3 separate regions of the Homo sapiens genome follow, and regions 1 and 3 are each linked to region 2. Evidence: chromatin loops called from intact Hi-C (ENCODE). Cell type or tissue: A673. All regions are shown on one strand. Links, peaks and the distances in the headings refer to the core of each region. The heading gives the core; the rest is flanking DNA.

Region 1 (11,147 bases), core at 2,180-10,179, 100 kb before region 2:
AATAAATAAAAATGCCTTTCTTCAGTCTTCTCAGTTAATCTAAACCTGACCATCATTTTTGTTTTCTCAAGCCCTCCCTCTATACAGGAAATAGACAGAGGAGAAAATAGTGAAAGAAAAGCAAATAAAAGATTTTGAAGATAAAACAGTAATAACAATATGTACTTCAGATCATTAGTATTTTAATGTATTCTTAAGTGCGTTAAAAAAAGAAAAACTCTGAAAACAAAGCATGTCATGCCTCATTCCTCTATTGCAGCTCAAAATCTGTTAGCTAAAAAATTAAAATAACTGGTGTTTAAAAAAGGACTACATATTCAAATGTAGAATATATATTTGGGACTTTCTAAATGCATTTAGTATACTTAAAATGTAATTTCTGTATGAATCTGATTTTATATCAGAATTCTTGTATTGCAATATTGAAGGGAAAACCTTAACAAATAATTTAAGATCATTCTGGATCTGCAACACTACTGTTGATGTTTACATACACAGTTATTGAGATACACCTAATTCTTTAAGGATTCCTAATGATAATTGCAAGATGAAGTTTTCTGAGAACTTATTGAATATATGCTTGAGTATAGTACTATTTTACAGTCTTTACCCAAAAGCATTCTGTACTTAAAAAATTGTTGTAGTGTTTCAATTGATTTTGAATTTTTATGGGCTTTATTCAATGAGATATTTTCTCACATTTTTATTAAGTCATACTATCATGTTTAATTGAGTAATGCATCTATGTACATGTGTGCATATAAACACAATACACGATACAATATATACAATAGATAGGTGGACAGTTTTTAAGTTTCATTACAAAAATGTCCTCCTGAGTTATTTTTTAAAGATTCAATAGATGTAGGGTGCAGGCTACAATGTTCTTTCTAATAGAACACTAGGTTAGCATAGGGGATTGCCTCTAGTGGATCCATATTTAGAGATGAAAGCAAATTACAACACTGAAAGAAAATCCATGTGTTTTATTAGGCTCTGAAGTCTCAAATGCTTGGTGTAATTTACCAGATGATGATAATATTTATACAAATATGTTTTGGCTGTTCCTTTACAATTTATTTAGAATCTCACAATCTCTCACCATCTCTGTTGCTGTACCATCACGTTCCACATTTCTATCTGTTTCCCGGTTTACTTCTATGGTCTCTTAACTGAGCTATTGCTTTCATTATTTCCTAGTTACTGTTCTCTTAAGACAACCAGAGTCACTTGGGTCTACAAGGGTAAGGCGAGGCCAGGTGTGGTGGCTCATGCCTGTAATCCCAGCACTTTGGGAGGCCAAGGCAGGTGGATCACCTGAGGTCAGGAGTTCAAGACCAGCCTGACAAACATGGTGAAACCCCTTCTCTACTAAAAATACAAAAAATTAGCCAGGCATGTTGGCAGGCACCTGTAATCCCAACTACTTGGGAGGCTGAGGCAGGAGAATCGCTTGAACCTGGGAGACAGAGGTTGCAGTGAGCCGAGATCCCTCCATTGCACTCCAGCCTGGGCAACAAGAGCAAAACTCCATATCAAAATAAATAAATAAATAAAAATAAATAAAAGAGTAAAAGTGATCTAGATCTACACTCACATGGGCTCTCTATATCACGATCTGTTAATAATTCAACATCTTTGCCTGGTCTACAAGGCTCTGCCTGGCGAGCCCGTCATCTCTGGCCAAGGCCCTCTTCCTTCACTTCATTCCAGCCCCACTGGCCTTCTTGCCTAGTACACTCCCAATTCAGAGATTTTGAAATTGCTGCTCAAACTTTTAGGAACTCACATCACCCAAATACCACATGGTCAGGTTTTTGCTCATATTCCCTTCTAATACAGAAGTCTTTTTTTATTTTTCACCTCACTGTAAGATACCCTCCACCCTCCACATGCCTTTTACCCCTTCATCCTACTTTAAGTCTTTCTAGCTTGAATTCATCACTGCTGAAAGTGATTTCTAATTTGTTTGTTTATCTCCTGACGTCCTCAGTTGAATGGAAGCTGAGTATGAGTGCAGGCAGTGTGTTTGTTGAGTTCACTGCCCTATCTCCATAGTGGAGTCTGGAAAACAGTGGCTGCTTCCAAAATACCTGTTGAATGAAGTAGTGAAAGTTATGGACATTGAGCTTTACTTAGATAATGAATTTCAGGCCAGTAAAATGGACAACAATGATTCATCCACCACAGGAGAAATGAGTGTGTGTGTGTGTGTGTGTGTGTGTGTGTGTGTGTGTGTGTGTTTTATTTGCAGATATACTTTCAAGATTATCTACCCTATCTAAATCTATTTTAATAAAAGTATTATATAATTTTGCATATCTCAATTTTAATCCAGTTAAGAAGAATAAAAATTCTAAATAAACACAATAAATACAAAAAATAAATAACATGACTCATTCTCTGTAGATGTTTCATAATGAAAAAGGCAGATATGTTCTTATTGCTTTCATGATAGTTGAACTTACATAACTGAATGATTACTTTCAAAGATTAATATGTTTTGATATAATAAGATAAAGGACTATTATTAAACCACGCCTTTTTCAACTGTTTTAAAAATAAATAAGAATGACATACATTTTTCTAGATTGACACCTAGACATTGATTACTTATTGGTATAGGTGGTAAATATGTGTAAATAAAAATGAAAACATAAACATAAAACTATGTGTGTGAATATAAAGTAAGTTACAATAATTAAATATAAATAAGTATATAAACATAAATATATATAAAGTATATCTAGAATTGAATCTTTCGTACCTTAATTTTACTTTGGAAGTATACTTAATTTTATATTTAAATATTATGACTTCTTAATTTAAAATATTTTTTATATTATTAATGATTTTTATTTGTTCCATTTGAATAGATGATTGTAACCCATTTAAATGTGATTTCTTTGTTGGAGACCTTCTTAGGGAAAAAATTAAGTGAGAAGACTTTACATTGATTTGGGACTAAAAGAAAAAGAGAAAAACAAACTAAATAACAATGAAGGAGTAAAGTTGATAAGAATTTGACATATTTTTCTAACTGTACTTTGCAAATTTAACATAAATGCTTAATTTAATAGAGTGGGATCATGTGGGTTAAATTAATTTCTAGACTAAGCGTAATTTTTGCACAATAGTAGAAATAAAAATATGATAATCTATTTGAAAAATGTGTTTCTTTTTAAGAGTATTTTCATTACCATATATATTGCTTCCTTGTTAAAATTCAGAATTCCTGAGCAAATATGGGAGGGGCAGACTGATTAATGGAACTAAATGCAAAGTATTTATTCTGGTTAAAATAATTACAATGAGTAAATGAGTATTGTATACTGCAGTTTGGAGTATATTCTTCAAAATTCTTCAAAATGGAGTGTGTTTTGTAGAAGGGGAGGAAATGGCTGAACTAAATGAGCTTCACTTTTCTGCCTTTACTTTGCTATTGGAAATTCCTATAATTTGCCTCACTATTATGGAAAAAATGTGCACACCTTAAATGCCATTATAATTTTTCTTTCTCACATTAACAGACTCCTTCATGTCACCACCCAACAAAAGACAAAACTACAGACACTGTAAATAATAATTTCTTCCTAATATTTCAACTAACTTTGCCCTCAGCAATCCTCTTTGGCTCTAATCCATATGTCATTACTAAACAGCTTCCCAGCGCAGTCTGTCTTTCTCTCTCTCTCGGTTTCTTGGTAATTCTTTTTCACTTTCTTCCTTAAAGCTCTCTCACGTCCATTACTGGCCTTTCACATTTCTTCTAGTTCTCAGGTGTTTAGAGCTTACACGCATCAGTATGCTTCCACTGTGATATCAACCAACATTGTGGTGAATTAGATATTTATATCTTCAGAAGAACCATAAAAAGGCTCAATATCAAGACTGATGGGGTTAGAGTTACTTCTCAATCTTGTTTTTAAATTAATCTTTTGTCTATATTTATAGCAATAAAAAATTAGGTTACAATTAAACTCTGTAAGAATCTTTTTTAAATGATGTCATCAAATTATCAGGCCTAATTGTTCAACATAAAATATATAATAGTTGAATCACAGAATAATAGCACCTATAGAAGTAAATACTCAGCATCACTAGGTCTTTTTTGTTTTCAATTTAAAATACAGTTGACTCCTGAGCAACATGGGTTTGGACTGTGCAGGGCCACTTATATGTGGATTTTCCTCTGCCTCTGCCATCCCTGACACAGCAATACCAGCCCCTCCTCTTCCTCCTTCTCCTCAGCCTACTCAATGTGAAGATGATGAGGATGAAGACCTTTATGATGATCCACTAGTGCTTAACAAATAGTAAATACATTTCCTTTTGCTTATGATTTTCTTAATAACATTTTCTCCTCTCTAGCTTACTTTATTGTAAGAATACAGTATATACGGCTGGGTGTGGTGGCTTACGCCTATAACCCCAGCACTTTGGGAGGCCGAGGCAGGTGGATCACGAGGTCAGGAGTTTGAGACCAGCCTGACCAACATGGTGAAATCCCTTCTCTACTAAAAATACAAAAACTAGCCGGGCGTGGTGGTGCACATCTGTAATCCCAGCTACTCAGGAGTTTGAGGCAGGAGAATCCCTTGAAACTGGGATGCAGAGTTTGCAGTGAGCTGACATCTCACCACTGCACTCCAGCCTGGGTAACAGAGTGCAACTCCATCTCAAAAAAAAAAAAAAAAAAAAAAAAAAAAAGAATAGAGTATATACTATATATAAGATACAAACTATGTGTCAAATGTTTATGTGATTGGTAAAGCTTCTGGTCAAGAGTAAGCTATTAGTACGGAAATTTTGTAAGATCCAAAAGATACATGCAGATTTTTGACGGCACGGAGTATCAGTACCCCAACTCTCACATGGTTCAAGGGTCAACTCTATTGCTAATTGAAGGAAAATTAAAATTACTTGTCATTTTCAATATTTATTTTTTATCTTCTTTAATTATTATTTAGTAGTCAACTGTCCCAACATTTGTCTATATACCTTTTTCAATTTGATGACTCCCTCTTGTGTATCCTCATCTGTGACGATGTCAAACAAATTTCCCCCATCTCCTGGAACAATATTGTATTCAATTTCTGCATTTTGTCCAAAATCAGGATCCACAGCTCTTATTCTTCCAATAGCTGAACCAATAGGGGAAGACTCAGGAACTTTCAAGTGGAAGATGCCTGATAAGACATATAAAATTTGAATTGACAGTGGGGTTAGTAAGAGATATAGTAAGATTACAAGGCTTGAAAAATAGAGTCCACTGAAAGTAAATCACATTTAGAACATTATAGTGCAAATTGAAAAGGCAATTTGCTGTCAAGTTAAGGATTATGATTAGGAGTAATAACTTCACTTTTCTCTTCAATATGTGCTGCTCTAGAATTTTAACTGGGCATTATAAATAGTAGAGAATGCTAAAGTAAAATTATTAGCAGGACTTGTTTTACACACTTATATGGCATAAAAGTGTACCACATATCAAATGGGAGGGTGGGACTATTCATGAAATTAATTGGTACTAATAATACAGGTTGCAAGACATAGATAAAAAGTTATAGATACATAGATAGATGATAGATAGATGATAGATAGATAGATAGGTGATAGATATATAGATATAGAAAGTTGAGGTTATATTTCCTAAAACTAATGACTTCAATAAGTATACATCATTAAACTAAAAATAACCTGTAAAATAATTTGTATAATCAAAATTCTAGTCGATGATAGATTGAAATATAGTATATTATAGACTAAGATTCAGCTTATATTTAGTGAATTTTAACTTGTCACCTTTCTATATACTTTTACTGATATTTTAAATCATAAAGTTCTGTCTCCCGAAGTTTTTTAATAGCATTAAGAAAGAAAAAAAAGTAAAATGCTTATTTTTACCACCAGGTGGAGCGTTTATATTACTATGAAATTTATACTGAATCAGCAAAACTTAGATAAAACATTTCAGAATCATGGAAAATTGTAATACTCTACAAAAAAATAAAAACATAGACATTATTTTAAGGTTTTGTAGAATTTTTCAAAGTTTGACACACAAGAAAGATATAGTGCATGCTCTTTTACTGACATTTCATTAAAGCAAATATTAATGAGTTTAACAACAGTCTGTTCAAATTCAAATGAGGAAAGGAAATGAGAGAAAATAAAAATTAAGAAACAAAACTAAACACCAAAATCTAAAGTTTCCATTTTGATACTGGAGTTCCACTTTCAGTTTCTCTTACCGGATTTAGAATGGCTCTTTCCCATGGGTAAATCAACCATGGTGATTCATTCGTTTTAGAATTTTAGTTACACATTTGTGGAAAATAAATTAAGAAGTTACTATAAATGTCTGTTGCATAGGGAAGTTCATTAAAAAATCATGTTACAATATTACAGTTATTTTCTCCAAGAAGGTGTGAGAAAAAAATCAATCACATCTTGTAGAGATTCTGCCAGATATTTTCTTTTTGATTTCCCATTATTTTTTGAGGTCCTGTAGTTCTTTCACAATCAGTTTCAAAACTTGGTAATTTCATTAGCATGGGAAGCAGTTAAATCTCCCTTCTTCCCTCCTTCCCCCAGAAAATGGTATCTACCATTTATCTTGAATATGCAGATCAGCCGTATTTAAATCCAACATATTATCTCCATGGAACATATATGTGATTTGGTCTCAAGAGAGCTAAATACTCAACTAAAGTTTGTTTATTTTACATATAAGACAAAATGATACTTTACAGTGGTCCACAAGAGTTATATTTAAATAATTAGCTTAGTTAATTCATACTTTCAAAGAGGGTATGAGGAATCTTTCTCAAAAATGCACTTAAAAGTTTAAATAAATAAAAAAATAAACATTATAGACCTAACAACAACAACAAAAAACTCCTTCCAAGTCACAATGCTAAAATGTTACATAGATATTATGAAGGAATCTCAGTTAAGGAAAGTCACATTAATTGATCAAAGTAGTAATTTCTCATAGGGTAGGATTATTGTTTTATTTTTATTTCCTAAGCACTTAACATAGTAGCTGTCATTTAGGGATGCTTAATGTTTGCTGAACTTAAAGCAGTGATTGAATTTGAGGCAATCAAATCAAAGAAGAAAAACAAAAGAATGGGTTACATTGCATTCCTATTTTCTACCAGAAGGATAAAGCCAGATATTCAGGAGGAATCTATCTGATTTCAAATAGCCTTAATTACATAAGCAGAATCTATCATGGCTTTTGGAACTACTTTCTTTAGATCATAAATATTTCTTAATAGATAAATTAAACCATGATCCTAGTGAGGCACTCCTGAGATATTAGGAAATATAAGGGTCCCTGAACTTCTGTTTAATGAGGCAAGAAAGCATGTGACAAAGTTATTACAGTTGTACTAAACTTAAGGACAAATTCCAAAGAAAAAGGACAAGGCACAGAACGTGTAATTTTTCATTTTCCTTTTTTTCTTCTAAAATGCCCGTTAAATGGAAATACGATTTATCAGAAACTGTGTTTGTATCTTTTGCCTCTTGTTGTGTGACTGTGATGAAGTATCTGAGGAACATCAAAAGCTTTGAATTCACGGTACGATTGGTCATAGTCCAAACTCGTGGCTCATAAATGAGTGTTAGAAAAAGTCTAAATTTTTTTTCTAATAAAAGAGAGAAATGGAAGTCGATGTTGAATAGTGTACTAGAAATCCTTCTTGATTAGGACATTTAGTAGGAAACTTAGGGGTAAACATTATCAAGGAAATAACTGAACAAGTGTTCAGAGAGACAGAGAGCCGTCAAGTATAGTGGATTTCAAACTTCAAATGTGGCCAGCAGTGGGAGTGGTAAGGGTGAAACAGTGAGAGTCATAAGGAGCGGAGTAGTATGAGAAATTTAGGAACACATGTGCATCTCACTTAAAGAGCTGGGGACATTTCTGTTTATTCCATCCAATCCATTCAATGAGAGCCAGTTGAAGTTACATATTAGGTTTATGAGTTAGCTTTACATTTACATTTGGATGGTTAAAAGCAAAAGTAAAGGAAATTACACATCGATGAAAATGATAGAGCCTGGAGTCCTCTCTAATGGATTATGGTTAGTGAAGGTGAAGAGTTTAGCCAGAGTTGAGATCCTCCAATATGGGGGAAAAAAAATTAAAGCATTGAAAGGTAATCCAAAGGGCATCAGATAATTCAAACTGCAGATGAAAGAGCCCCCTTTCCAAGACAATAATATGCTGAGATACGAACTTTATGTTCTATAAAAGAACATTTTATGGGGCTAGTCACAATAAATGTAAAGAAAGCTATTCTTTGTAGTATTCTATCAATTTAAGTTAAATAGGGTGTTTTGTTTTAAGTTGTCAGCATAGAGAGTGCCAACAAATTCCATTTTTATCTAATGGCATTGAAAAATTGTGATAAATTGAAATAATAGCATTGTCCAATAATGATTGATTTACTAGCATTCCACTAACATGCACCCCTTCAAAATTAAGATAAAAGTAAAGCAATGATTACTTTTTGTGTGTGTTAAGTTTTAGTGCATGTGAAATGCAAATATACAGAGCAATAGATTTTCTACTCTTTACACAGCAGACATACATTTTAGTAAGGTGGAAGACACGTTCATTAAGATAAGTGTTTCTTAATAAAATATTACAGCTGGTAATAAAGTCTGCAGAATATGGAACAAGTCAGAGAAACTATGCATTTGTCATGTCAGATTGTTTAGGTTCTGTCGGTTTATTTCCAATGACTTGACATTTTATCATGTCTGGAATCTCAACAGCAATAAAGCTGAGGTCATTCAGATTAATTCAAAACTGTGAAGTAATCTTCAGCTATGCCAAAGTTGGATTGTTCATGATGTACTGTGTAATTACACCGCCACCGTCTTCCAGGCGTCCTACTTTTGATGCATATGAAACATCTTAATGGCACTACCTGTACCACACAAATTGAGAAATAAAACAGGTGACAAGAGATTGTCCACAGTCAATAAAAATATATATTTACAATTCATCAAATATACCTATTGTGCTTAGCCAAAATCTTCATTTTCCCATAGAAAAGGAGGAAATTGCATGCAGTGAACTAATTATAATGATCATATTCTTAAATATAATATTCCCTGTTAGTTCCAAGAGTAGAAAAAAATCAGGTAGTTATAAGCTAAGTATCCTCTCAGTAACTATGTCATTTGAAAAGATACTGATTAGGACTTAAACTGTGTGTCGGGCGGGGAGAGTGGGGACAGGTAGGGGACATGCATTGCTACTTTAAAAAAAAAGGATGTAAAATATATTTACCTTCCTTTTTTTGTTTATTGCAGGAAATTTCCAGATACTGATGAAAACACCAAAATAAATATATTTACTTGACAAAATATAAATGAAGATCTTTACTTAAAAATAAAGATTATAGGACCTGAACAAATATATTAAGTGAATGAATGACTTTAAAAATACCACAACATTCAATGACACCAATAGCAAGTTAAAAAGAAGATAAAATAATCCATTACAAACTCACTTTTGAAATACATTTTATTTTATCTTTATGTAACAATAATTCTAAAGTTACTTAAAAAAAAGGAAGTCAATGTTTAACTGCAAATAAGTTACCTAAATACAAGTAACTAATGTGAATATAATTCATATTTAATAATACAAGAACACTAGAAATATTGGAGGGCTTAAGAACAAATTATTTCAAATTGATGAAAATGTTAAACATTTTTAAAAACTCAAAAACATACACTTGATTCCAACTAAATAGACTATGATTTGAAATATTACATTTCAATTTAAACTTCAAAAAATAAATATAGCACTGAACTATTGATTCAGTAATTGAATTCAAACATTAGATTGTTCAAATGATCCTGCATACTTTTTGTGTGTGTGAGTGATTTACCTTCTAATGGCTTAGAAATAAAATTTTGTTGTATCAATATTTTATTTTTTTAAATTTCTTAAATATGTATCACACAAAATTATTTCACCTTACTTAAACAACACGAAAAGGAAATACAAGTAAACAACATATTGTGTGAGTAAAAAGAAACTTTATAGAAATTGTGTACCTGTAGCTCTGTGACCCTGGGCAAAATATTTTAAACATCCCTCTTTTCCTGATCGTTTAAAATATCTCTCTTTTCCTGATCTGTAAAATTAGTATAACAATATCTACTTTATAGATTTGTTTTTGAAAGTCACTTATACAAAAGTGCATGAAACTCATTCAGTATTATTTATTACTAGTTAACTTTTATAATATTTGTATATTATAATATTTGTATATAATATTTGTATAGTCTATATGTATTATAATTTTTCCTATCAGAATGGCAATAGCCAATAGGAAACTGTCTATAGAGGTGTGGAGATGAAAGAAAGACAGATCTTAAAAGAGTTCTAAAAAGTCGTTTTAATTTTAATTAAAATATTTTCCCATATCTTTAAAATTGGAGGATTCAGGAAGAAAAAAAATGTTTTGGTGGTGGAAGAACATTTTATGCCCTCTATTTCCTTAAAAGCCTGAGGCTGTATTTTCAATATGCCCAAATTAAAGTAATAGAAATGTTGTCCATAAGAAAGAACTATCCTGATAACAAAGCTGGGTTCAAGCTGGATTTTAGTCAAGCATACTAAACATACAGTGAATGGAATCTCTCAGTAATAACAGAAACATCCACTGCTGCTCATTCCCAGGATGAGGCTAGGATGGGCATAGTTTTTAAGTGTCAAGTATTTGGCACTAGAGCTTCACTTTATTGGTTAAATTACTTCGCTTTTGAGATGTTATATTTGCCCATTCTCGATTTTAACTAACCATATACATGAATAAGAATTGCCATGCACACAATATCCGTCATATTAATGAATTAAGATTTATAAATTTTCTGTAACAATAGCAATATTTCTTGTCTCTGAACAATGAGAAATTTATTCCTGTAAACTTTTTTCTAGTTCTGAGCAGCTAAACGCAATAGAAAAATTTAAGGCTCGATATTAAATTGTCTTTCAAAAATTATCTTTGCATAGTAGATTAATTGCTTAATTTTCCGGTATCTCAGATTATTGATATTTGATTCAACTACAGTTTTTAGTGGTCTCCTTCATGGAATGACAAGGAAAAACA
Region 2 (11,147 bases), core at 1,128-9,127:
CCCACCTCAGCCTCCCAAGTAGTCCCTGTAGTGGGACTACAGGTATGCACCACCATACCCAGCTAATATTTTCATTTTTGGAGAGATAGGAGTCTCACTGTGTTTCCCAGACTGGTCTCAAACTCCTGGGCCCAAGTGACCTTCCTGCCTCAGTCTCCCAAAATGCTGGGTTTACAGGTGTGACACACCACACCCAGCCCTGTTTCATACTTTGAAAGTATAGATTCTCAGTGTTTCATATTGGTCCTTTTGATGCCAGAAAGGACTACAAACTCTGTCAAACAGAGTAAGTCCTCAACATACACTAAGGCATTATTGCTTTCATTTTCAGTCTCCTAAGATGGCATAGACACTATCAATACTTTATAAGAAATCCACACTGAAAGGGGCTTTTGACGTGAAAAACCTGAGACGGAATGACTGAATCCTTTTGCTTTTCTCTTCAATGGAATATTTGCTATTCATCTTCTACATGCAAAGCACTGTGAGAGGATATTAAATAGTTTATATCCAATAAGGGTGAAAGTCAAGAGAGTGACAAAATTTAGGCAGGAATAATAGATGATTTAACTGAGGAGCAGGCAACAATTTTCAGGAACACAGAGAAGAACTGATTGTATCAAACATGGTTTTTACAGAAATATATCTACAAGTCATATGTATCCTGTATTTTATACACATATATACACACATACATACAGTGTATATATACATATATACATACCCATACAAAGAGAGAGAGATGGGAGAGAGATTTTATTGAATTGGCTCATGTGATTATGACACTGGCAAGTCTGAAATCTATAGGGTAAGCCAGGAGGCTGAAAACTCAGGCAGGAGTTGATTCTGCAGTTTTCAGGCCAATTTTCTTTCTTGTCAGGAAACCTCTATTTTTGCCCTTATAACTTGAACTGATTGGATAAAGCCACCCACATTATTGAAGAAAATCTCCTTTACTTAAAGTCAACTGATAATGGATGTTAACTATATCTGTAAAATATCTTCACAGTAACACCTCAATTAGTGTTTAAATAACTAGGTAACTTAGCAAAGTTCTGACATGAAATTAATCATCACATGAAATGCCAAGTTGGATGTGTGGTTGAAATGAGTATTTGTTTAAAAAGTATGATATATTTGAACTATATGATTAGTTCGACAAAGACTGACAAATGCAGACAGAATGTGAGAGATGAGGCAAGACAGATTGTGCCTTGCTGGGCTAGGATTAGCCAGTGTAGAGAGAATGAACCAAGGCAGAAACCTAGAAACGAAGGTTAATTCAGCCTGGGAAGGACCTGAAAAGTTATTGTTTTTCCTAAAAGCAACCAGTAGTCCTGAGAGATTTTCAGCAAAAAGTAACATAATTAGAATCTGTCTTCTGAAAGTATAATTCCGATCTTATTATTTTATAGCACAGGTTGAACAACAGGCTAGACATTAGTAGGGGCTGGCATCAAAGGTTATATTTACATTAAAATTGAGAAATTATATGTAGCAGAATAACAACTAATGGTTTTTTAGTAGTATGTAGAGAAGAAGGAAAGCATGAGAAAACAAACAAAAAAATTCAGGAAGCGAACTGCAAGGTTTGACCCATTAGATAAGAAGGAAGGTAAAGATAAATATAAGAATTTAAAAAGGAACACAATGACCTAACTATGGGGCAAGTTAATAATAGGAATAAGTGTAAGGCACTTGGAGATCACATTAGTACATTCATTTCTGATAAGATTGGTACTGGAGAGTGTAGATTATACATGCAGATAGTAAGGGTTTTGAGTTTGAAATGCCAGATTTAGACAGCTTTTCCATCAGCAGTGATAGACTGGGTCACAAACCCTGCTGTTATTTCTCCTCCCCAGAATACCAAGCCTACCAACCAGTGGAGGGGCACACCCCTTACTTGGGATGGGGAAAATGAGTAATGGTGTAGGGTATGGAGGGAGGTCATGCTCAAGAAAACAGCAGGAGGAAGAAAGACAAGTTACGCTCCATCCGCTAAGCCTTGGGTACACCAGTTTCTGATCATTTGTGCTGTGTGTGTGTGTGTGTGTGTGTGTGTGTGTGTGTGTGTTCATGTATTAAAAGAAGTGAACAATATAAGGGTTAGGAAAGGAAAAAAAATAAAAGACCTAGAGGGAGGGGTAGAAAACAAGGCCTTCATACTTTTAATTAGCAAAAATATATAAACAACAAAGTATGTGTCATACTGCTTCATAATAAAAAAGCAATGTGCCAATGGATCTGATTCATGTTTCCATATTTTCTTATTTCTCCACCTATTCAGTACATATTTTTGAACATCTATAAGTACCAGGCTTGAGTGATACTGGGCCCTAAGACAATTATAATAATAATGCCTACAACAACACACCAATAATAATAATTACAGCTATGTAAGTATTCTATCTTCAAGGAATTTAGATAGACAAGCCATATAGCCACATACATAAAACTATCTTTGTCTCCCATAAACTTGGCAATTAGTGTTATAGTATCTGGTAATTAGGAACTTAAGGTAAGTTTCATGTTTATTGAATGAGTTGGACTCAGAAAGGTCAAAATTATGGGAAACTTTTACTTGTTTCTACTCCAGGGTCTTCAAATAAGCTCCAGTGAAACATTTTTCTTGTCTTTGCATTAATATTTCAGCAGATCAAATGAATCTTATTTGTGGAATTCCAAAGTTTCCCATTGTCAAAACTTCATTTTCATTTTTTCCATTTTTTTTTTTCTTGGCAGATTAGGCCTATTGGAAGCCAGCTTTGGGAAAGGAGGAAGAACACGATTTACTTCTGCAGTCTTCCTCACTCCACCAAACACCCTTTCTCCTCCCCTAGTAAGTGACATCTGCTTCCAGTCCCTCCAAACTTGGGCCTGGAGTGGCCTGGAGTGGCTGGTGGATTGAAGAAAAAAGGCCAAGTTTGACGGGAGCATATAATCGTAATTTTAATTGATGCTGTCCGATGCAACTAACACAGAGTCCAAGGAATGCGTCTCTCAGCAGGCTCCTAGGAGATACCCCACTAGGCATTTTGTCTCATTCTCTGGGCCAGGCAAGGCTTCATTTTGTTAGCATTTGCTTTAATGAGTTTCACTCACGTAGGCTCTCTATCTGTGGACATTCTTAGTAAATAAAATCTCTTGAAAACAGCTGATGGACAGCTCCATTTTAGAAGACTAGCACCTGGCTCTTAGGCAGTGGCAGTGCCTTTATCTTGCAGTTAGTGGTCATAGAGCTGCCTTCTGCTACACCTTTCCCTCCTCTCCCTCTCTAGGCCCCCTTTTCTGGTCCTCTCACCTTTAACATTTTTCAGGTGTGGTTTAAGTACTGAACTCTCTGAACTTCAAGCTCCTCAATATACCAGTCATCTTTCCTAAGCTTCCCAAAGCCTTTCATTTGGCTTGAGGGACATGGGGAGACAAAGACAAGAGCTGGCACGTGGCACCAATGGGCTCTGACCTGGCCGCATATGGGAATCCCCTGGGAGCCTCAAAAACTCCCAATGTCTGTGCCCCATGCCCAGAACTGGGATGTCATGTTTAGGGTGTGGACGGGGCATCTTGAATGATTCTACTGTCTAGTCAAAGTTACTACAGTTTTATTTGCAAGCTACTGCAGCTCTGAAGTCATTATATAAAAATTACCAGTTAAAATTAACTAATCTTCCTTTGACAATTTCAAGATGTTTCTGTTACATTCTTAGCTCCTCAGGGAGTTTTCATTCATGTTTACCTTTATGCCTGTAAAGTGCAATTACTTTCAGCACTAGACATGGAGAGAAAATCATCGAGTCTAGTGTATCTTTATTTTCTATGTGATGAAACTAACAAGTGTTCTCTGTAAGAAAAAATTAGTTTTGAGAATAGGTAAAATAGAGTGCTGAACGTCCTTTCAATGAAACGCTGAAGCACCCTATGGGATGTGGAACTGTCTGGTTAGGCTATTTAAAAAAACTGTAAAAATACAAATAAATTTACAGAAAATAGATAGTAATGCAAATATTTCTTGTCCATAGAAATGCAAATTATTTATGGTTGGTAGAATACTCTTGATTATTTCCCTGTGGAAAGACTTGATTTTCAAATTCATTTGAACACTGCTTTACTGCATATAAATGTATGCATCTTTGCTTTCTCTTTTATATCAGTTGTAACATCTTACTGGTTCCCTCTTCTATATTAAGATAAATCAAATCTTTAACACATAAACTTTTTAGCTTCACATTAAAGTCACAATGTTACCTTTTTGTTAAAACTGCCCCTTTTATATCTTTAAGATACATTTTTCTATATAGTATGAAAGTAAGTATGTATTGCTAATAATATATATATGCTGATACACTGCTATTTTTAAAAGATTTTTCACATGTTTCACTGTTCCTTAAAAATGCTTATAAAATTAGTATTTTATAGTGTTACTTTATTATTAATCACAGCACACTGAAAATCCAGTTTATTTTATCCAGTTTCCAATATGCATTTAAGTGTGTGTTGTAATTAAAATAATTTCAATTTCTCAGTAAGATAATTCCTATTCAGATGTTACAATTAGGTTCTTCTATTCCAAAGCATATTTTTGTCTAAAAATCCTTTTTTTTTCAGCAAAGCATTTGTATTGGTCCATTCTCATGCTGCTAATAAAGACATACCCGAGGCTGGGTAATTTATAAAGGAAAAAGGTTTAATTGACTCACAGTTCAGCACAGTTGGGGAGTCCTCAGGAAATTTACAATCATGGCAGAAGGCGAAGGGGAAGCAAGGCACCTTCTTCACAAGGTGCCAGGAAGGAGAAGTGCAAGCAGAGGAAATGGCCGAGGACTACAAAACCATCAGCTCTCTGAGACTCACTCATTATCACAAGAACAGCATGGGGTAAACTTCCCCCATGATTCAATTACCTCCACTTGGTCCCACTCTTGACACATGGTGATTATGGAGATTATAATTCAAGTTGAGTTTTGGGCAGGAACACAGAATGATATCATTTGAAAACATTTTTGGTATAAATTATACCATCATATTGTCATATATCTAAATTCAGATGGGAAATGCATAATTACTCAAATTAAAATTGTATAAATTTAATTCTTGTTATTTCCTTATTATCAATATCTCTAATGTATATTCTATATACTTTTCAGTTTTACAAAGTCATATTGACAGAGACACATCTAAATTAGATGCTTGAAAAGTAAAATTTTCAACTTGTTGCCTACAAGTAATGCAAATTTCACTTGATTGCTCCTTTTAAATGTCAAATTTGACTAAAATACCATTAAACCAATATGATAACTGATATAAATACAGATGGACTGATAATAACTGCAATGTCTCAAAGTATTTACAAATTTTAAAAAATGCTGTTGTCTAGTCAAAGCTCATTTAATTTCAAATGTAGGGATGATTTTATTTTAAGTGGCTTTCATTTACAAAATAACAATGTTTTACACAACTGAGCCATTTTCCTCATTCAGTTCTCTCTTGTTATTGCTTATGCAGAAATATTTGATCAAATTTACTTATTTTATTGTATTATAAAATATTATGTACCAAAACTCAAAGATTCAAATAGATAATTTAGTTGTAACCCTATTTTTTTTTCCTTTACTCTTTAGGAAATTTAAACATGTTTTTATCGGACACAAAACCCAACATGTTAACGTTTCAATTCCACTTATGAAATGCCATTATTTCATAAGCTGCCTATTCACCCTCCACTTCTTTCATGCAAATTCTTCTTCCTTTCTCTCAAAAACGTTATTTCCTTTGCACAGTCTGTCATTTTCGCAGGCCAACCCCTAGCCACGTGCAGTATTTATTCTGACCATTAGATGTCACCAATCTCTTTGTAAGAGCAGCTGTAGATAGACTTGATTCCCGGAGAAACGGACTGATAAATACATAATTTATTAAATCTAAAAGTCAACAATATCTGTGAAGAATCATTTAGATGCATTAAAAAATTAATTAATATTGTAGTTACTATTTAAAGATCATGATAAGCCTGCCGCATGAGGATTCAGCATTGACAGACCTTCTCATTGTCAGAGTTTGACAGAGTTCTAATGTCAGTGATGCTAAATGACCTCCCTTCAAATATTTAAGAAAAGAAAAAATTTCTATAGCTACCACTCTCTTGATGTTTCCAGTGATAATATTAAGAAAAATATCTTCATGCCTATTTTGTAAGAAATAAATGAGAAAATAATGAATATAAATTACTCATTTTACTTTGTTTCTTATTTCATTTTTAGTAATATTAGGACATATATTATTTTAAACCTATAATTATGGATAGAGATAAAAGACATTCATTCATTCACCCATTCAGTCTCTAATTTATTCGTTGCTACAACAAATATTTATAGAGACCAACAATGCCCAGGTACTGTTTCAGAAAATTGGGATACATCCATGAATAAAGCAAAGCAGACAGATACCCCAACCTTGATGAGACATCATGTGAGCAGACATGTAATGTAAAACACTTTACCAATTACAATAAATGGAAGGACTTGGACAGAAAAAAGTGGCTTGCCTATAAAGTCAGATATCTTGGCTCTATCAGAAGCCTCAGATGAATGTAAGTTACTTTGAATGACTCTGGAACATCATTCTCAGCAAACTAACACAAGAATAGAAAACCAAACAATGCATGCTCTCACTGATAAGTGGGAGTTGAACAATGAGAATCCATGGACAAAGGGAGAGGGAACATCACACACCGGGGCCTGTCAGGGTGTGGGGGCCAGGGGAGGGAAAGCATTAGGATAAATACCTAATGTATATGATGGGTTGATGGGTGCAGCAAACCACCATGGCACATGTATACCTATGTAACCTGCACATTCTGCACATGTACCCCAGAACTTAAAGTATGATAATAATAATAATAATAATCTTCAAAGCCAATATAGCCATTTTGTGACTTGGCTTAAGAAACTATTCAGAGAAACAACGTAACATCTTAGGATGCTGTTGTCACAAAATTGAGGTTGTTCACTGCATTCACTCCCACAATTTTATTTCATTTTTCTGAACCTTCAACAACCCAAAAACATTTAGGAAAGTAACTGAGTGAAACAGGAATAGTAGTGAGGCAAAGAAAGAAGAATCATGAATGTTTAGATAGTCAAATCTGCTTCAGTAAAAGAAAACCTCCTCTGCAGCAGATGCTTGGAAACCACAGATTTTTTCTTAATTCTACATCTGCTGCTCACATTTTAGGAAGCAGTTACATACAGAAAAACCTTTTCCTCTAAAGCATTAAAATTGTCATCTCTCTTCTGTCTCTGTCCTTGAGGGACATAAGATTGATCAATGCATTTGTTGAGGACTTTGTTCTTAGGAAATGTGAGGATAAATAAAAGAAATAAAAAAGACACAAGTCATGATGTTGCCCCACATATTAGAAGCACAGAATTATATGGCTATGAGTGGCATGATCCTAAATTTTTTTAAGCCTTAAAATCATAAATGAGGTCAATGTATTTATGCTTAGCCTTATCTATATACTTGTCATAGTGTCAAGATATGTTTAGCAAGGATGGTCCTGCATCTTCTCCATCTGGTCCTGAAACTAATCTGTTTAGCTTATTCCTACAAGGAAGTAGATTTGTTCTTTTTTTGAATTTGACTTAGTTCCTTTTAAAACAATTTTTTTCTGTCTTCCTTTATTTGCTACTGATGGTTGCTCTATTCTTTCTAACCCAAACTATATAGGGCTTGAGTCAAATGTTAGAGACCATTACCATCCCATCTGTATAACTCCTTTTTGAATTCATGAAAGCAACTTCTGTGAGTCACAGCAACGTTTACTGGAGTCAGTCCAATGATCAGATGAAAAAGAAAGACAATCCTTTCTGTTCTCATGCCTTTTTCTCTCTTAGATATGATGGGGAAGAATCTGACACTACAAATTTCCTTCCATGCAGTATGAACTGAAGTTCTGTCTATTTGTGCATTCTACTGACTTGAAAATGAACAAAGTCTATCTCAGAAACCTTGGGGCCATCAGGAGAGACATGGAAGACTGTTCAAAACGTTTTTCTGTGTTAAACTGCTGGCCTTCCCCTCCTTTGTCATCGGCTAATTTTAACATGTCCATTTCTTTGCATTGCCTCAAACTGGCTAACTCACTGTCAAAGCTTCAAATTGTTTCTTAACATAAAAATCCACACATCTTTTCATACAATGAATACCTGCTTGACTGGTTATAGTAACTTCTTTTACCATGGGGGTGTCCAACATTGACAGCTTTGTCAAATAAGGTAGAAACGTCTCTGTGATTTCCACTCCCTGAGTAACCACTGATTTACTACATTTGGTGTCATTTGCCCATAGTTCTGAAATAGCTTACACAAATACTAGTGTAAATATAATCCTCAAACTGAAAACTCTTTAGAAGAATGTATTTGTTTATTTCTCTCTTTATACACAGGAACATATTTATAAAAGATTATCATAGAATTTCAGAGTACAGGATCATATAAAAAAGCATCTAAGAACCAGTGAATAAGTGTTTGCTACAAGAGGACTGTTAGGAAAAAATGAGAAATCTCATTTAGAATAAATTCAGATGAGCCTTGCTTCTTAATGGCTAAAATTATTTCCTTTACAAAAACGCTGAATTATGGGTCATCAAACCTACATCTGCTTACCAAAAAAGATTATTGAACATGCAATAAATATGCTGGCCTCTGAACTTTCTCATAATATGTAGTCAAGAATTCTTGATTATACACAAGGTCAATTCTCTCTTGCAAGAAAGTGCTCAGGTAAAGGTAGATGATACGAACATAATTCAAATTGAATAATATCATCTACAAGGCTCATACAGACATACATATGTAGACAGAAATATGGTTTACTAGAAAAAATAAATCTTTCTTTGCATGCAGAACAGTTACCTGCAATTCACCCTATTCCCTTATTTTTCTTTTTTAAAGATCCACTTATGGGCTTCCCGAGAGACTAAGATATAGAAAAGATTGCTTGGATTTCTCTATCAGGATAATATTACCTTTCTCTCTGCCAATACAAGGTTGATAATTATCTCTCCAATATCTTGTCTACATCATACTCCTCTTTTTAAGTTGAATCAGGCTAGTAATAAATACAAGAATAAAAAGAAAGATGTGTGTATGTGTATCTATATCTATATCTATATCTATATCTATATCTATATCTATATATGGAGAGAAGGAGAGAGGAGCACGCACCCACGTACACACTCTCCAATAGGTCAATTTAAACACATATTTAAGCAAAGACTGTGTTTTATAATTTCAACATTGCCACTTTAATATTTTTCTTGTTGTTTTAATGCAATAAAGTTTTAACTTCCTATCTATACTATAATGGTGGTGAATAATAATACAGCTAAGTTACGTTATGTGAATTAAGAAATTTTGAGATTAGAAAGGACATTCCAAGTAATCAAATTCAAATTTCTATTCAATGCAAAAATCTTTTAAAAAAGATTTTGAGAAGCAATCTCCAACATTTGTATAAACACATGAACAAGTTACCCTGTCTCTCGTGTGTGGGTGTGTGTGTATACAATTACAAATATATAATTAACTTTTATTGAACCCTTGTAAATGTTAGTTTTTAATTACACTGACCTGAGATCTTTCCCATATTTACAACTCCATCCCTACCACATCTCAGCTAGTTTTCTCTATGTTTTCCTAGTATACCTTGCTTTGTTTCTCAAAGCAAAACTAAATAGTATAATGTTCCTTCCAACCCTTCAAATACCTCAGGGTATCTGTTATGTTTCTTTATGCTCCCCATGTCTTCTATGAGCTGGATTGTTTCTGATTCCCGCAGTGATTCCAGAGAAAATACAGCAGTCTTTCTAGCATATCCATGCCTATAAATCTTCAATTAAAACTTGATAATTCTATTATTTTTAATAAGTTTTGGGTGTGCTTCAAAGAGGGATAGGTAACTCATATGGATCTTGGTATAATTTTTAACCATTACAATGTTTTTGTTTTCTATGAAAGCATTTCTCACAGTCTTGGGTTGGACTTTAGATCCGTTTTTTAAAATCGCCATTGACAGGAATAAATCAAAATTTCTCTTTTGCAAATTGAAGACATAGGGTAAATTATTGGAACATGCAGATATACTACTAGCACTTATGTTATATTGGATGCATACTGTCTTCATAGTGGAGAAAATTAAGAGCTGTGGATTGTCAGAGAAGAATTACTAAACTGTCTCCTTCCTCTAGGTACTAATTTAGTTTTTCCACTTGAAGTCATCAGTGCTCAAACTGTAACAACACCACTAATGCAATTGCTGACTCAAACTTGGAAATAGAAAAACTAAAAGTAGTTATAATTATAGCAACCATGCACTTTTTTCCCTGTTGAATTGTGAGAGAAACAGCAAGGTAGTAAGAATGAATAAAGGTGAAGATGATGTGTTTAAATTACTAGCTGTGGCCGGGCACGGTGGTTCACGCCTGTAATCCCAGCACTTTCGAAGGCCGAGGCCGAGGTCAGGAGTTTGAGACCAGCTTGGCCAACACGGCAAAACCCTGTCTCTACTAAAAATACAAAAATTAGCTGGGAGTGGTGGCGGGAACCTGTAATCCCAGCTACTTGGGAGGCTGAGGCAGGAGAATCGCCTCCACTCAGGAGGCGGAGGTTGCAGTGAACTGAGATTGTGCCATTGTACTCCAGCCTGGGCAACAAGAGCCAAACTGCATCTCAATAAATAAATACATGAATACATAAATAAATAAATAAATAAATAAATTACTAGCTTTGCACTTATCTTCAGTCCTGTCTAAGTTCTAGTAAGTCTCAAAACTTACACTGGTGAAATGATGTTGACTTGTCCCACTGTTGTTGTTAAGGTTATTTCAGAAATCTGAAAGACAGCTTATTTTAATGTCTTACTACTGTTGGACAATGTAAGAATCTACTGACTTTCTCTTTTGTGGCTTACGGTTGAGGTGATGTGAAAATTTTGCTTAGAACACTTACTATCTACAATTATTCAAATGTGGCCACTTTTTATGTAGAATTTACTGAGGCTATCCTCAGAATTTTCCATTGATACTAGAAATAACTATATTATTTGAGATACTCTATTAGACCAATGATATGGTCATCTGTATCCAA
Region 3 (11,147 bases), core at 2,044-10,043, 300 kb after region 2:
TCAAATTTAAGATAACCAAGTCAAATATTTGTTATTTCACACAGAACATTTTTATTGGCATGGTTCTCCTGGAAGGCCACATGGTGGTCATTGGCCAGTCTAGAGAGGGCTGTCTTAGACCTTGGCACATTCATTTCTCATCAAATCTACTGCGGCCAGTAGAGCCTAGACACATGGTTATATTTTCTTGGTGGAAACACCTATGCATTGTGAACTGTTACCATTACAAGCTCTTCTACAATATTGTCCTTTATAGATCATATTCATTCTTTTGGAATAGTAATACAGGAGGTAATGTGTACATATACTTTGTGTTTTCTGTTATTCTTATACACAATTAGGATAAGCCAACCGTTTTCCAACAACCTAGAGAATTGAAAGTACGCTGGTTGGTTGTTGGAGATTATACACATATATGCCTTGATCATATTTGTAGTCATTGTGGAACCTGTTATTTACAGTATCTGGTACAATGTCATCTCTTTCCAGATTTGGGAACATGTTGGAACACAATAAATTATCATATTTTATAACCATACAACCTAACTTCTAGTTACCATCTTAGCACATCCTTGGATATGACAGCTAATCATATTAAATTTTCCAGGTCACCTCTAATCTTATAACATCCCTCCCTTCTTGTCACAGGATTAGATCAAATATTAATTGAAAAATATTACCACAATATCAACATGATTAGCTACACTAAACCTCTGTGGACATATGGGAAAGTTTATGTAAAGTCAGCATAGCAAATAGGCTGCTGAATATGTAAGTCTGTTTTTTCTGAAGTCTACTTCCAACATTCAATTCCAACAGTTAGTTTCTCTACCTTTTCTAATATTGTGAATATCTTTCACTATTAACGTGAGTTCCCCTTAACTTCCTTTTAATCGCATTTCAATACAATTAACACTGAATTTATACCTCTACATTTTATTTTATTTTATCCTGAGAGTGTGTCAACCTCTCTTGGAAAGATGTATATGTTACAAATACTAAATTTCAGTAGAGACTTTGCTTACAGTAGAGTGTTTTTTCTGTCAGTAGTAATCAGAATTAGCTGGAAGCAAAGACTTGCACACTAACCTCTTTCAGAAACTAAAAGAACAAAGTACATGCTGGTTTCCAATACTGGTGGTGATGGAATTTACAAAATCACTTATTTTGTGTAAACAAGAGTTCACCTGTTCTGAAGGTAATATGATTACTCTGTACTATCTTAAAAATAGTCTTACAATATTCATGAGTATCATGTCAAGGGCTGGAAACAGTCACCATATATGAGGTAACAAAAAGGTATAGTATAGAGTGTATGAGTTTTAAACACAGCCAGATCTGAATTTGAGTTATAGGTTCATTACTGTGTGCCCTTGGCCCAGTTACATATGCTCTCTCAGATTCCAGCTTTCCTTCTGGAAAATGAGGGCAAATAACATCCATGTTAACATTTCAACTTTCATATGTTTTTATATTTATCATTTATTCATATATAAAAAGTTTATAACTCAGCTATCTGAGTTGAGGAAGCATGTGAGCTAGATTAGATACTGCCTATCTCTAGTGTCTTTTATTGAACATATTACTTATTGAGGAGCAAGTTATAGAAGAACTTGAAGCAAGTTTTGCAAAGTTTTAAAAGATTATTTTATTTAAATTTTGAGACTTCCTACTCTAAGTGAGGTTATCCTATGAGATGTTTTCCCATCTTACAGAAGAAATAAACTACCCTCAATCAAATGAAAAATGGAATTCAATATAGATTAAGGAGGCAGATGCTAAGTAAAATAAACTGTTACTAATTTTCAGTTGAACCCAAGATTTTCTTTATCCTCTTATCAGTATATTGCAAATTCAGACAACTATGACAATGGTAAAACTCCTTTAAGCAATTGCATTTTTAATTTTTTAAATTAAATTTGTATTTTAAGTTCAGGGGTACGTATGGTTGTTTGTTATATAAGTAAACATGTGTATTGGGGATTTGTTGTTTTTTGAATGAGAACTACAATTCCCTCAATTTTTAAACATAGATATTTCATTAGAGAGTAAACGCAACCTTCAATGGACGTACTCTGGTCAGACACTTCAGTGGTCAATACATCCAACAAAAAAGTTCATTGGGTCTGATGCCACCATCAATTCTGAAGTTGGCACAAGGATAGAGATGTTTTCAGCGACATGCAAGTTCGCTAGTAGCAAGTGTGTGTCCCTGTTTGGTTAATGTTGCCTCTTTCTGTTTATCAAGTTGCTTAAAAAAAAAAAAATAAGAAGCCAAAGACCCAGGGACAGCCACTGTAGTCAACACATTCTTCTCTCAATTATCTTTAATTCTATTGAGAAATCATCTCCCCAGGGAAAAGAGATAGAAGTCTCAGAACAAGAGAAGTAGATAAAAGTCTTCAGGTTTTAGCTACAAACATACTGGTAGCCAAGTACACATCAGCCTTTGGGAACCTTGAAAATAGTTTACTCCTCTGGAAGAAGCACTAACATCGACATCAGCCTGAAAAGCTCTCCAGAGAATTTCAGAATGATAGCCAATTATTAGAAAGTGTTCTGACATCTTTATAAAATGTCCCATCTCAAGAGATCCATAGAAGAAAAGGGAAGTCAGCACTTCAGGAAATACGAGTGCTCACTCTGAAAAGCACACTTGAGATACCATTATAAATCTTTATACAAAAGCAGCTAGATATTTACATTTTGCTTTAACAATAGAAATTAATTGTTAAAAATCAACCTGTTTCAGTATTATACGTGATATTTTAAATAATGTTTATTTCATTATTTGAAAACTTTTATGTCATACAATATCAAGGTAAGTGATTGCTATTCTTCAGTATTTAGCCTGCAGACTGATAGATCACATAATTATAGTGATATAATTATTTAATTACTCTTAATTACATAAAAATTTATCATAATATGGAGTAAAACAATCAGGCTATATTTACATGCGCTTAGTAAGGTAGAAAAGAAAAAGTTCAGGTAATTAAACTTTGGAAAAAAGTTGCTTACAATACCTTTCTAGATATTTTTAACAAGCTTACAAGAAAATGGGTAAAAAAGAATTAATATGGAATGGTTTAATCTGAATTACCTGGATAATTGCCCTAAATGATATAGGAAATGTAAGCTTCACTTCAATTCATTATATCTTAATAATAAAAATGAAATAAAACATAAAAAAGATTTTTTTACAAACACGTAATCTCTTATTGAAGAATTCTTTCAAAAACAAGCATTTTAGAAAGCACTTAATTTTCCTTTGCTTTCTTTTTTTATTCATGTCATAAAAGAAATCCACTTCTGTTGAATAAGTACTATAAATTATATGAATGGTACAATAAGTCTTCTAGTTTCATTTTTCTTAATACTTGCATCAGAAACTATAACATTTAAGTTTTAAGTTCCAAATGGATACTATTAAAATATTCAGGGATTTAGTCCTAAATCCTTAAACCAAAAGGGAGCTCAGGAATATTGCTAATGTAGAAAGCTGCACAAAATCTCAACTCGCATTTGCAAATTTTCTTTCCATCTGATTTAACTTTGAAGTTTTCAGACTCAGATTTTACTATATGACATCAACAAATCACTTCAATCAAAACCAATTTACCTTGGCAATGCACAACCCTCCAAATAGATTATTAAAAAGGTAAAATGAGAAATTAACTATCTTTTCATGTTCCCTTTTATTTTCTCTGGATACAAGGCAGAATGAATGTATTTCAGAAGAAATTGCCCTGAGATATCATTATCTCCAACGCCGTTTTCACTCCAGGAAACTTGCTTATAAATTAAGCTTTTCCTGACACAGTCACTTGCTGCAGTGCAGAATGTCAGTTTAGTCAGTTAGAACTTTCAATGCAGAAATTCAGTGCCATGCAGTCACCCGGATAAAGCAGCACTTACCTTAATTGAAATTTTCTCTGTGAACGAGGTGAGAAATCCGTCAAATCAACCGTGAATGGGGTGGGGAGATCGAAGTTTTCAATCAACACCCTCCAAGTAGCTGCATCCTGTGCTCCTTTTCCCTGTTATGTTGAGCTCCTCACTGTCTAAGGAGAGAAAAACATCAGCTGAAATCCTCCGAGGTTCCCAGTGAGTAAATGAGGACTAAGCGATGTTTCTGAACGGGAGATTCTCCGTGAGCGTGCTCCGTTTGGAGGCTCCCTAACACTCTTGGCAGGTCCCTGGAGCCAGGCGTTAATCATTGACCTGATTAGCAAGAACGCTCCGGGTGCGCAGGCAACACACGCCGAGGGTTGGTGGGTCTCCCGGGAACTGGAAAAGGCACCAAGGCCACTTGGGAATCTTGTCTTTTCCAGCCTAATGGATGAACTACAACTATGATTATGATTTGCAAGGAGATTAGCTGCCGTGCTAGCCATCGCAGGACTTAAACAAATGTGCTTTCTCCTGCTGTTTTTCAAGGTGCCTTCGTGTAAGATATTAGGTACAGTGAAGCAATTAATAGACTGATAGAGCTGATTTGTAAGACAAGCTTAAAGCTGAAAAATGTTTAAAGCGATGTGATCAAAGAGATAGCTGCACTTGTCTCTGCCGCTCGCCTGCTACATACTTCAACCTTTGTCGAACTAAAATGAATTTAAAGGTTTATTACAGCCCTCCAGAGTGCAACTCTCTGAATTTATAAAAAGGAAGTATTCATACTAAATAAGCATATTTGGCAGATTGCTACAGACACAAGCACTCAAACCACGGCATGAACACAGCCTTGCTTGTGTAGTTTTCCAAACGGCATTTTCAATTAGCATTACACTTGCAAAAAATGTTTGCATTGTACCCTTAACCAGAGTAATGTAGGAGAATACAGCACTACACCTAACCGAATCATCTCTTTGATTATCTGTTGAAATACTGATTTCCTAAAACAAAAACAAGCAAGCATATGAGAGGATCGAAAATATCTAACAACTTTTTAAACGTAGCTATGTGCCGTTACCAACCTGCTGGTCCCCATCCGTCATCCGCTCTTTCTGCCACTGACCACCTTCTCAGCACTTCCTCATCAAGTTCCTAGTTCCCTGAAGAGATCTAACTCTCTGGAAAAGGTCACATAACTGAATGCCAAAGCCCCAAATGGTTAATTTTTGACAGCTCTCACTTTTGCAGGATAAAATTATGCAAATAACATAAAAAGAACAGATGAAAAAAGTAATTTGCATGTCTTGAGGGTGAGAAAATTCTCATTGCCAGAGAGAAAGCTGACGACTGTCCTCTCACAATGATCCTGAGTGATATGTTCAGCACTTTTGTTTTTTTCCAGTGGGTCTCACTTGGGACATATGGCATTTCTTTGATGTGTGTGTGCGTGTGTGTGTGGGTGCGTGTGCTTGCGTGTGTGTGTGAGAAAGAGAGAGAGGAAGAGCGAGAAGCTATATTTACATTGTGATATTTATATATATCTTAGAAAACCCTCAAATTTCAGTAGGCGAATGCACTAAGTATAAATAATAGAGAATCCGTTTGCCTTATACATTCCCAAATATATTTTTAAAGTATCTCATTAAAATACAAGCTCTTGGTGAAACTTTTTGGACAAAGTAAAACTTCAGGGTAACTGAATTGCTGTTACTAAGGCAGGTACTCATCCTACTCTGAAAACGGAGACGGCCCTGCAGAAGCCCCAGGAGATGGGGCTGTAGCCTCCCATGCAGAGGTCTCTTGCTCCCTCAGCTGGTGGAGGGTGACAGCCGAATGTGAAGAAACCCAGTCAACCACTTCAGGAGAGGGAGAACAATTTTTGCTGCTGTAAAGCAGGAAACCCATTATCCAATTTTAGATTGGCATGAGAGTGTTATAGTAGAAAAGAGGCTGCTTACATCGAAGTAAATGCACCTTGAGCATAAATTGTAAAAATAAGAAAATGTAACTGCTAATTTCTCCTGAGAGGGTTCCAACTAGTCTTTAACACAATACTTGTAAATAACAGTGGGATAGATTCCAGGGCTCTAATGTGTAGTTGGTCATGCAATTAAAGCACTCCGTTTCTCGTATTGGTCTAAGTCCCATTCTGAGGATCTTAAATCGTGAACTATTTTTAAAACTTATTAAAACGTTAAGACAGGGCTTATTTTCCTGAACCCTGCCAGCCAACCCACAATCATCATCACCAACTAAAACAGGTGCACACGAAACTTTGTGCCATAGTAGATGGGTTCTATCTGGAAACTCCAACTCCATGAGACTGCCCTGATGACATTTCCAAATAACCAGCCTTTCTGTTCTCATAAAATCCAGAGGTCTTTCAAAACCCTGAATGGTTTCTATAGAGAGTATGATGACTCTTCAGTAGTTTTTTTAACCTATGTTGGAACACTAATTGATTTTATGTGAAAGTACACACATGAAGAACAAAGCAAAATAAGACCATTTTGTTGGAGGTGTGAGGGGAGACCGTAGTCACATGAAAATAACAGGTACTGTCTATTACATGCTTGCTATGTAGTAAGTGACTGGCATGCACTTCAGCTATAGCTATCCATGAACCCCTTAGTCCAATTCTATTAAGCAGACATTATAATATTTTATTTTTTAATTAATTAAGTTAGGGCTCTGAGAAGTTAAGCAAATTTACCAATGTTGCGTAGTCAGTACAGAAGAAACCCACCACTAAAAGTCAGGTTACTGTAACTATAAAATTAGCAAATATTTGGAAATTCCCAAATGTTAAAACTGATCAAAACCCTTACTTCCAACAGAATGGGAACATTTTCTAGATTTTATGATTAACAAAAATCATTTTCACATCTTTAAAAACCATTTTATAACTGATAAACTATTGTAACAGTTCTGCTATTAAAAGTTATGTATGATTTAGCAGAAAAAAAATTCACAAAAAAAACTTTAGGCTAAAAAATAGATTCCATCCAGAGCTTCCAAATATATAATTCCATTAGCACAAATGACTCAATTTCAAATTTTTAAAAATCCCTTCTGCAATTCATTTGCTCTCCCACTCAAATATAATAATTATTGCTTTTTTAAAACAAGAAAATAGCTCCACTCTAAGTAAACGAATATCTCAAGAACAGCCATAAAAATATATTAGACCAAAATTATGATGATTTTTACTAACCTAGTTCTCCAAGTGGCATAATGTAATAGCAAAGCTCAAATGTACTAGGGAGCTAAAGTTTATCTCTGATTTGTTCATGCTTTATCTACAGGTTTCTTAAAAGTCACATGAATCCTATCATTTCATATGGCTCTTTGAAATTCTCAGACACATCCATAACTTTACAGAGAAGCATTGTGACCACACTCTTTCAAGAAGTTTAATGAAATAAATGATGATAACGCAAACTAATGCAACATTTAAACTTTGCCAAGAACTTATTCTCTCATTTGATTCTTATGGGAATCTTGTGAAATAGGTTACCATAAGTATTTTTCTCATATGTTAGTGATGAGGAATAAAAAGAGCAAGTGATTGTCCTTTGGTGTTTGATAGTGGAAAACCTAATGTCTTCCTTTTTACGTAAGTCCTATTGCTCCCCACTATGTCGAACAAATATGTTTATCTGAGTCATCTTGTTGTCAAAAAGGATCTTAAGTGGCTATATAAACAGAAGTCAGTCTTTCTTCATTTACTTAGGTTTGTTCCAAACAGTGTAAATTGTGATTGTGATTTATTGAAGAAAAAATTACTCTGAGCTGACAGGGAACTTGTGATTTATGTATACTGGAATAGCAACCCTTAGATTTCCTACAGACTTTTCCTGATCTTGGCTATTATTATTTAAATTGGGGATATATGAAGATATTTCCCAAATATTAGTCTTATGATTCTTACACAAATAGAATCTTGCTTCTGTATACCAATGTAGATTCAGCTATTACCTCCCTACCACTGTTTGTGATGGTTTATCAGAACAGACCTTGAAAAATTACTGTTAATTATTTTAAATGGATCTATAAATACATATACATAAACAAGCCACCTAACTAATAACAAATTGATCTTGCAGCAGCAGCATCAAGCTAATACTATCACACAGAGGTTTGCTGAATGCTAACAGATTCTCATGTATTATACATATTTCTGCTTATGTCTAAATCATGGAGGCTGAATGACTAAACTCACCAGCCTTCAAGAGAAATTTTTATTTTTGATTCCGGTTTCACGCACATATACTCATGAGTTTAAGATAAGATGAAATTTTAGAAAAAAAAGAAAGCTAAACTGGATATCAGAAAACTTAGACTATAGTCAAAATTCTAGCAGTGAGTAGTTTTCTAACCGAAGCCATTTAAAAAGCTTCTATTTAATAATTTCATTGGAAAATTTGAGGAAATTAAACTATATTATCTCTAGGATTTCAGTCAGTTATGAAAATGCATCTATTTGCCTAATAATTTGTGATGTTCTTTCTACCTAATTCAGAAATAATCAAGCAATTAAGAAGGAATTATTGTCTGCAAATACATGTTTTCTCCCTTCTCACACCCTTCCATGCCCCAAACAACTTATTTTATACTATAAATAACATTATAGCAAGGATGTGTTGATTTCATAGTTCGAGTAATTAAAAAATCAGCCAGAAATTATTGATGTGAAATTGTAAATGGAGTAGATTAAAAAATTGCTAAGGTCAGGAATATTCTTTAAATGTTTTAAAATAATTATAACACGTTTCTTTAAAAGGTCATGGTTATTTTATTGCAACTAGAATGGATGTTAGCCATCCTCTCTATTGTCCTGATCAGTAAAATTAATGTAAAGGTAACTTAATTAAAATGATTGAGAATTATCTTAAAATTGGAGAGCATACTTAAAGAATGGACACATAATATTAACATATTTTGTGTTTTTAAAAGCACATTTCCAATTTAGTAGACAATTATTTTAAAATAACAAAAAAGCAGAGTGCATAATTAAAAGAAAAGAAATGGCTTTTGTAGACATAATTGCTTTGCATTTTAGACCTTTCTTGTTAGCTCTGATTTATTCTATTTTGTATCTTTGAGGTATGACTATGAAGTTCAAGTAAAATTAGATAAATAATATGTAAAACTTTAAGAATATTAAACTCACTTTCTATTGAATTCACTAAAAGATACTAAAAATTAGTAATGACTAGAGTTATACATATAAAACCCAAACAAAACACATTTTTAGCAATGATTTTAAAATGCCATTAAACAAATGGACATATAAAATAATATTAATGAATAATATTGCTCAATAGAAAAAAAATGTTTATTTCCTTACTGAGTAGATAGGTTTACCCTTTTGGAGAGTCAGAAAAGCAGTGGTAGGGTAGAGTGGAATGTGGAAAGATCTGCAAGCACTAATGGGACAACTAGTATCAAATGAATTTCCTGTTCACTAAAAAATTTTAGATGATGAAAATTCTGACTTAGATTTTCTTATTAATTCATAACTATTTAACTATATATTTAATTATTTAACAAGTTATTTCTACCACTAAATACCTATTAGAATAGTTAAAATCAAAAAGAAAAAAAACTCTCATTACGTCAAGTGTCAACAATGATGTGAAAAACCTATAACCCTAAAACACTGTTCATGGGAATATAAAAGGATGCAATCACTCTAAAATACATTGTGGTAGTTTTTTAAAAAGTTAAACGTATGCCTATCGTGTGATGCAGCCATCTCGCTCTGAAGTATTCACTCCAAAGAAAAAAAAGCATATTTCCATTCAAACAACTAGACACAAATGACTGATTAGTCACAATGGCTCCAAACTGGGGAAAAAAAAGTCCGTCAACAGGTGAGTGAATAAACTGTGGTACACTCATAGAATGGAATACTTCTTGGTAATTAAAAGTAGGCAACTACTAGTACACTTAACAACTGGACCACAAAATGATTATGCTGATATAAAACAAGCCAGAAACAAATACATTACTAATATATAATTACATTTCTGTAGAATTAAAAAATATGGAAATTTATCTGTAATGACAGAAAACAGGTAACTGGTTGGAGGTGAATGAAGTTGGAATGAGAAATTGCAGAGGTCACAAGAAAACCCTTGGGACAATGGAAATATTCAGTGTCTTGATTATGATGGTGGCTTCACAGGTGTATATATGTGTCAAAACCCATCTAATTTGCAAGTTAAATATGTGCAGTTTACTGTATATAAATTATACCTCAATAAAGTTGCACAAAACCCTCACATCTTCCTCATTTCTTCTTTAATAAAACAGAATCACAATTAAATGATTAATAACAGATTATGTCCATAATAACAATCTATATGCCTTTAATTCTGATTTCTATTTTCTAAAGAAACCGCATCGAAGATGGAATAAAATCACCTACTTTATATTTCTAACCGTTTCTTAAATTGTATACAGCATTTCCCATTCAATCATATTTTAAGACAACTTTAAACTTAATGTCCTAGTATCTATCCAGATAATAGTTCAGTAAAATTTTATATAGGGAAATAAGGTGCCATTTCAAATCAAACAATGATGGCTGTGAAATGCTTAATTACCTTTTGACATACATATATCATTGTCCATTTGTTCTTAGCTTCTCCATAATGTGTATGGAAATATTACTCTAGCCTATCTTCAGCATCTATGACACCGCAGGTGACAATAAATTACGAGAAATTATGGGGCTTTCTCAACCTCTAAATGCATTTGACAGGCATGAAGATGAAAATACCTTCTATAACATCATAAAGATCATATTGTTACAGAGTGGCTCTAAACGGATCTTCCTCTTATTATTTACTTATTTACGAAATCAAACTTTTTCTTTGGATTTCATGGTGACTCTATTAACCTCTGAATACCATATTTCATTCTCCTCTCAGTTATACTGACTGTAATACCCAGTTTCCTCTCATGTCAACTTGCTCTTTTTCACTCTCAGCAAAAGTCAATAATTTGCTGCCACATCATAAGGAATAGGTGACTGCTATCTGCCTTGCTGACTTTATTTCCCTTATTAAAATAATTTAAACTCTCTGCAGTAATACAGAGTTTTAACATATATCAGACTGTTGGTGAGCAGTCTGAAATAACACCTTTACTACCTTCTGTACATCAAATATATAGATTTCAGTTTTTGTAGTAATGGTAAAATAATGGTAAAAATATCAGAGATTTGGGTAGTTCACTGCCTAGGA

Evidence for each region. Peaks named below come from ENCODE experiments on the same cell type or tissue, not always from the same donor. Only the 100,000 strongest peaks of a DNase experiment are listed, where the experiment ranks them.
Region 1: it touches region 2 in a loop (4-fold over the local background); 7 of 110 quality-filtered maps call a loop at or near these places.
Region 3: it touches region 2 in a loop (7-fold over the local background); 11 of 110 quality-filtered maps call a loop at or near these places.

The regions. Positions count from the first base shown.
Region 1 is chr5:21,811,944-21,823,090 of GRCh38, forward strand. CDH12 (cadherin 12) reads right to left here. Exons shown (of 15, transcript NM_004061.5): 9 at 5,002-5,189. Among named protein-coding and RNA genes, the nearest start is that of SNORA105A, 67 kb to the right of the region's middle. RefSeq lists a silencer at 1,143-1,337. In A673, for the core only: a CTCF peak has its summit at 5,876 (motif pointing right); DNase peaks (open chromatin) are centred at 5,918, 6,308, 6,588 and 8,808; H3K4me3 peaks cover 1,142 bases; H3K27ac peaks cover 3,369 bases.
Region 2 is chr5:21,913,785-21,924,931 of GRCh38, forward strand. All of the region lies in intron 6 of CDH12 (cadherin 12), which reads right to left. Among named protein-coding and RNA genes, the nearest start is that of SNORA105A, 35 kb to the left of the region's middle. In A673, for the core only: a CTCF peak has its summit at 5,830 (motif pointing right); DNase peaks (open chromatin) are centred at 4,867 and 5,817; H3K27ac peaks cover 304 bases.
Region 3 is chr5:22,208,580-22,219,726 of GRCh38, forward strand. CDH12 (cadherin 12) reads right to left here. Exons shown (of 15, transcript NM_004061.5): 4 at 3,919-4,064. It overlaps LOC105374682 (a long non-coding RNA gene), which reads left to right and starts at 3,853. Exons shown (of 2, transcript XR_925845.4): 1 at 3,853-3,946; 2 at 4,335-6,026. In A673, for the core only: a CTCF peak has its summit at 5,717 (motif pointing left); a DNase peak (open chromatin) is centred at 5,702; H3K4me3 peaks cover 3,082 bases; H3K27ac peaks cover 1,601 bases.